Linked DNA regions of Homo sapiens: region 1 is linked to region 2. Evidence: chromatin contacts called from ENCODE Hi-C or POLR2A ChIA-PET data. All regions are on one chromosome and are shown on one strand. Each heading gives the region's core, a stretch centred on a gene start or an enhancer-like site at or near the end of the contact. The rest is flanking DNA. Distances are from core to core; before and after follow the strand shown. Region 1 overlaps RNF38 (ring finger protein 38). Region 2 holds the start of DNAJB5 (DnaJ heat shock protein family (Hsp40) member B5).

What was found. Hi-C counts contacts between places; a loop is a spot of excess contacts on that map. ChIA-PET counts read pairs that join two places held with the same protein, here RNA polymerase II (POLR2A). Pooled maps may share reads with other maps.
Region 1: a loop to region 2 is called in a pooled map of psoas muscle, with 5 times the contacts of the local background. The contact joins the enhancer-like site here to the promoter of DNAJB5 in region 2. A Hi-C loop is called at or near these places in 2 of 50 pooled maps. POLR2A ChIA-PET finds 5 or more read pairs at or near these places in 2 of 52 experiments (HEK293 and activated naive CD8-positive, alpha-beta T cell).

Annotation. Positions count from the first base shown.
Region 1 is chr9:36,381,808-36,384,533 of GRCh38, forward strand. The region is part of intron 2 of RNF38 (ring finger protein 38); the gene reads right to left. Among named protein-coding and RNA genes, the nearest start is that of RNF38, 17 kb to the right of the region's middle. Within about 2 kb of position 1,369, at least 3 of the 41 ENCODE cell types and tissues checked have a DNase peak (open chromatin) inside an H3K27ac peak, as active enhancers do.
Region 2 is chr9:34,988,177-34,990,996 of GRCh38, forward strand. DNAJB5 (DnaJ heat shock protein family (Hsp40) member B5) reads left to right here and starts at 1,569. Exons shown (of 5, transcript NM_001349723.3): 1 at 1,569-1,655; 2 at 2,323-2,636. The coding sequence starts at 2,455. It overlaps DNAJB5-DT (DNAJB5 divergent transcript), which reads right to left and starts at 1,203. Exons shown (of 2, transcript NR_109756.1): 1 at 983-1,203. RefSeq lists enhancers at 990-1,199, 1,754-2,683, 2,684-2,820 and silencers at 1,310-1,809, 1,324-1,472.

The sequences.
Region 1 (2,726 bases), core at 119-2,618, 1.4 Mb after region 2:
CGACTGTAGTGGGTACATTTCCTTGGGACCTCCTGAGACTGTTTCCCAGACCATGGTCACTCATATTGTCTCAGAATAAACCTCTTTAAAATGTTTTCACAGAGTTGGGTCTTTCCATTAATACCTATGCCAGTAGTTCTCAAACCTTCATGCTTCAGAAACACCAGATTGCTTGCTGGCCTCACTCCCCCGTCTCTAATTCAGAAAGTCTGGACCAGAGGTCCATGAACTGTCATCTCTACTATTATCCCAGGTGATGATGCTTGGATAATTTAGATTTTGAATTATCAGGCAGAGAAGTTCTTTCCCTCCTCTCCTTGTTGATTCTAGGCCAGTGGACCAACTTTTCAAAGTACCAAGTGTTGACAATTTAAAATTCATAAGATGTTGATTCAAATCTGGTACAAGTACTGTCTCTATTATTTAATAATATAGAACGTTGTACAGACATTACAGTATAGAACACTGCTACAGATTTAGGGATCAAGGGAGGTCAAAGAGGTCATAATGGGAGGAAGGAAGGAAAGGCAGGTTTTATGCTTAGCATTAAATCTGATAAAAATGAGTCTAGGAGTACACCTCTATTAACACCAAACCATTTTTATTACCAAAACATCAACAGAAGTGAAATGAACCTGAGGCAGGCATAAGAATGCATTCCATAATTCCAGATGAACAAGTCAGAAGTCATTAAAGGCTAAAGAAAAACAATTTTATATGTAATATATATCTTGGGTTTATATATATATCAGCAAGTCTTAGAGATAATAGGAGATGCTGAGCCAGACAAACTTTTCCCAAAACAGAAACAGGTTTCAAGTTCTACTCAGTGACTACAACATGCCTCTAATGGCAACCACTAGTGAGCCCTAAGGACTTCCTTCCCAAAGCAGCAAAGAGGCAACTTGTGTGGGGAAATGGAATTTCTCAAGAACCTGGTCCTCTTTCTAATCAGTCAGGACTACTCTTCACCTTAGATTTACAAATAAGCACAGCATGAGTTAAGAATCTTCAATTCTCCTTTAAACTCCCAGACTTTCTCTACTTGCCTTAATTACCTTTAACAAAAATGAAGTTTCTTATTCCACAATTAAGGAAAAACAGTTAAATGCAAAGGGCCCAGGAAGAGCAAACTCTCACTAAATTTTATTCATTTTAAATAAATGTGAAAACACTTAGAAATCAACACTCTATATAAGCAACTTGTTACTAAAAAATAAGACAAGATCCTTTTTTGTTTTGCAGAAGATGGATATAAGCTGGGGAAAGCAGAAAATTAAGAATTTTATATTTGGATCACACAATAGTTTACAAAATGACTTCTAACATTACCTCATTTTATTCTCCACAAGCTGAGGTTTTCATTTTTAAACTATGTCCAGATAATACGTAAAATGTGGTTTTTTGGTTGCTGAGACAGAGTCTCGCTCTGCTGCCAGGCTGGAGTGCAGTGGCGCGATCTCAGCTCACTGCAACCTCCGCCTCCTGGGTTTAGGCGATTCTCCTGCCTCAGTCTACCAAGTAGCTGGGACTACAGGCGCGCACCAGCCAATTTTTGTATTTTTAGTAGAGATGTATTTCACCATGTTGGCCAAGACAGTCTTTATTTCTTGACCTCATGATCCGCCCACTTCAGCCTCCCAAAGTGCTGGGATTATAAGCATGAGCCACCACGGCCGGCCTAAATGTGTTTCTATTAGTGAAACTGAAACTTTTTAAGGCAGTTCAGTGAACATGCTGCCCTTGAACTACATAATGTACACAGTCTCATTTCACATAGGACTTTCATTTGATGTATAATTCTTATACTCCTCAGATCACAATTTTGCAATGAAATTCTGTCTCTCAACCAGACAACTAATATATTCTCCTGAAATGTTATTTTACTTGCAGATATAGAAGAGGCTCTGAATGTTGTTTTCAAAAGTTACCATGTTGTTTTCAAAAGTTACCATAAACATGCAGAAACAAAAAAATTTTGCTCTTTGATACGTGCCAAGTTTTTTTTTTTTTAAACCGAAGCCCAAAGAAAATAACAGTTTGATATGCAGTGGCTGCTCAGAAAGGCACTCTAGTAGTATAACGTATTGCAATCACACCATGATGAATAGTAAAATACGGTATTTTCCTATCATTGGCTATAACTGCTAGTCCACCAAAACACAGGAACTATAAATAAAGTGGTTTCCTAAGTCTAAGGAGGCCTGCATGGCTAGTATTTGAGTAACAGACTAGTGATGTTATATACTATATTTTTCACAGTTCCTAATTACACAAAACATCACTGGTTCACAAAAACTAATTTAGCTTGATGCTACAATTGTAAGTATCACTATATTTCTACCAGAATACTAGATTCTACTCATGTATCTGTAACTATAATAATTTTAAGCTATAATTATAGATAAGAGACTAAAACAAAAAATCTAAAGTATAAACATGAAACCAGTGAAAATAGGAAAGATACTAAAACAACCTGAAATCAAGAGATCCTTTGAGAGATACCCCGCCTGGAGGTGTTCTGTAAACAGCTGAAGCTCAGAGGGTAGGAATATAAATTTAGGAGTGTTGATATACAGATCATCATTCATGAAGCTGCAGACATAGACAAAATTGCCCCTCAAAAGTTTATGTAATGAAAACAAGGCCCAATACGGAAACCTAAGAAACACCAACATTTAATGCTGGGTACTTGATTAGCAGGAGGGTGGAGTGTGATGGAAGCC
Region 2 (2,820 bases), core at 319-2,818:
CTCTTTCTTCCTTCACACCTCATGCCCCTTTACCCTTGGGAGCCCCATAGTGACTCCTGGCATGAAGGTAGGTAGTGAAGAATCTACAGACATGACTCCAGGACCCTGGCACCCCCCCCCCGCCTTGCTCTGCTCTTGGCCCAGGTACTCAAGCTGCAGTTTCTAGCAAGACCTCATGGGTGTCCAAACTCTGTCTCTGGAAAATAGGAAAGAAAGAAGTAAAGGGGAGCTTCCGGCCTGACCCTTCTATCATCATCAACCCCCCAGCACTCCCCTCCCCCACTTCACCCCCAAATTACTCCCTCCCCACCCCCGCTCCCTCGAGCACAGATGGGCCTGGGAGACAGTGACGTGGGCGCCAGGCACCGTGTCTGCTGGAGTGGCGGCTTCCGCTGGCGACCGCCTCCGCAGCCCCGCCTGCTCCCTGCATCGGGGACACTGGGGCTGAGATCTAATGACTTAATGGGGGGTGGGGGAGACTAGAGATTCTGAGGGTGTTAAGGAAGGGGATCTTGGGGAGTGAGATGAAAGATGAAAGGGGAGAGCTAGGATAGGAGATCGGGGTGTAAAGAAAGAACCAAGAATAAGACAAAAGGGATCACTGCGGGAAGGAAGACAGGAGATCATCTAGGGCCAAGAAGGAAAGGGCTAAAACACAGGCACTCCAGGGGGAAGCAGGATGAGAGACTGATTAGAAGAGGGACTGAAATGGAGACCGCGGGGTCGCTGAAGAGGGGCGCGAGGATGAGGGGCTGTACAGAGGGTGGGCGGGGGAGATTCCTGGAGGCACCGGCCTGGGCAGAGCCATCCGTTTCCCTCGGGGGAGAGGTCCGGGGGGCTCTGAAACCCGGCATCCGTGGGGTCTGTTAGAGATTCCGTTAGGTCACATCAGGCCACCGCGGGGTCAGGATAAGGTAAAGCTAAATGAGGTCAGCTTGAGGTGGTTACACCGTTGGCTGAAAGGCGAGTAAGAAGTGCTGACCTTTTGGCCCCGGTCCAGGGACTACACCTCCCAGAGTGCACTGTTCTCTCCCTCTTGCCCCCCAATGAAGAAAGGAAAGAATGCACGGCCGCACGGCCAACTGGTGGGTACAGTTTTCCTTTAAGGCTGCCTTTGACGTCGCAAGGGTTCCAGAAGGTTCTCCTGGGATTCGAGCAGTGGCCAGTACGTCCCACCTTCTCAACCCGGAGATTGGACTAATATAGTTTGCCCCCGGGCTCGGGTCTGAGTCTCAGGCACGAACCAATAAAATCAAAGGGCGAGCGAGGTTGCCGCCCTCTGTCTTTTTCACCAATGGCACGACAAGATGGCAAAGAGGCGTGGTTGAGTGATCCCAGAGGGCGCCAATCAGATCCACACCAATCACTGCCTGGAATGTGTGCGCGTGTGGCCGGGTGACAGGGGCGGAGGATGGGCGGCTATCACCAAGCCGCTTGTTGAAAACTGCCCAATCACAGTGGAGGCTGAGCTGAGTGACAGGAAGACGGTTCAATGGGCGGCGCGGAGGCGGAGCCGTGGGGGCGGGCTCCCGGTCCCGCTATCGGCGGCCGGCGGGCAGGCGACTCCTGTCCCGGGTGGAGGCGGCGGAGCCGGAGCCGGGGGAGGGGGCAGCGGCTGTCTCACGGACCACGGCGGCGCCCGCAGCTCCTCACCGGTGAGGGCGCCAAGCCAGGACTCGGGGGTCCCGGGAGCGGGGCGTCGTGAAGCCAGGGCTCCTGGTGTTGGGGGGTTGGGACACTGAGGGCCCGTAGGCTCTGCTGCCTTGGGGATGCGGGGCCCCGGGGTCTGCAGGGTGCTCGGAGTCCTAGACCAGGGCTTGGCTGTCACAGGGGGCAGCCAGCGTCTGAGTCGGGGAGGGGAGGGGAGGGGAGGGTCGAGTCGGACCGGACCAGATTGGGTTCTGTGGGGCGGAGGCATCTGTGAGCAGACCAGCCAGCCAGCGCGGGTGACATCACCGACCACCCTCCCCCGCCCGAGCCCCCTCCCCTCCTCTCCTCGCCGCGCCTTTTGTCCCGGCCGAGCTCCGCTCTGCCCCGCCCATCTGCGAGGGAGGAGACTCCCGTCAGTGACTTCATTGAGTAGGTTCTTGGGGATTGGGGTCGGGTCCTCCCCAGTGAGAGGCGACAGGAGCTCACTGCCTCTCGGGCCCTCACAATCACACCTGTCACAGGTATACACGCTGCCACTCACAAACACACGCTTGCACTCCCAGCCTCACTGACACGCTGCCATACAGCCGCTCACAGCCAGCCAGACACTGCTGCACCTGAGAGCAGGTGGCCGCGGGTCTTCTCCCTTCACTCTCCACATTTGGGGATCAGGTCCGGCACCTGCTGCGCCAGACAGGCCTTGCTGGGCACGCGCCTCTGAGAGTCCAAGGAGGTGGCTTCCAGAGCTGCAGCACTTCAGGCCGGCTCCGGTGGAGCGATCAGAGGTGAGGGGCTTGGCTGGGCATGTTTAAGCGCACAGTGCTCTCCTGCCCACCCCCAGCAGCACCCCCACTGCAGGCCCGAGGAGCTTTCCGGAGCTTCCCACACTCCTGGGGAGAAGACTTCTTAGCCAGCTTGATGTTTAAAATTCAGCTGGAGCCCTTAAAACTTCGAGCGTGGACGCTGAATGGGTTTGTAAAGTTTCGGTAAGTCCCTCCGGAGAAGGGCACTCACACCCATACCCAGTCAAACCCTCCACGCGGCCATCCCCTCCATTGCCTTCCTGCTTCCTCCAACTCATCCTCATCCCCTCTGTGACATACAGGAACCCCCCTCCGGCCTCACCCACATATTTGAATGAATTGCACCCCTTATCATTCCTTTTCTCAA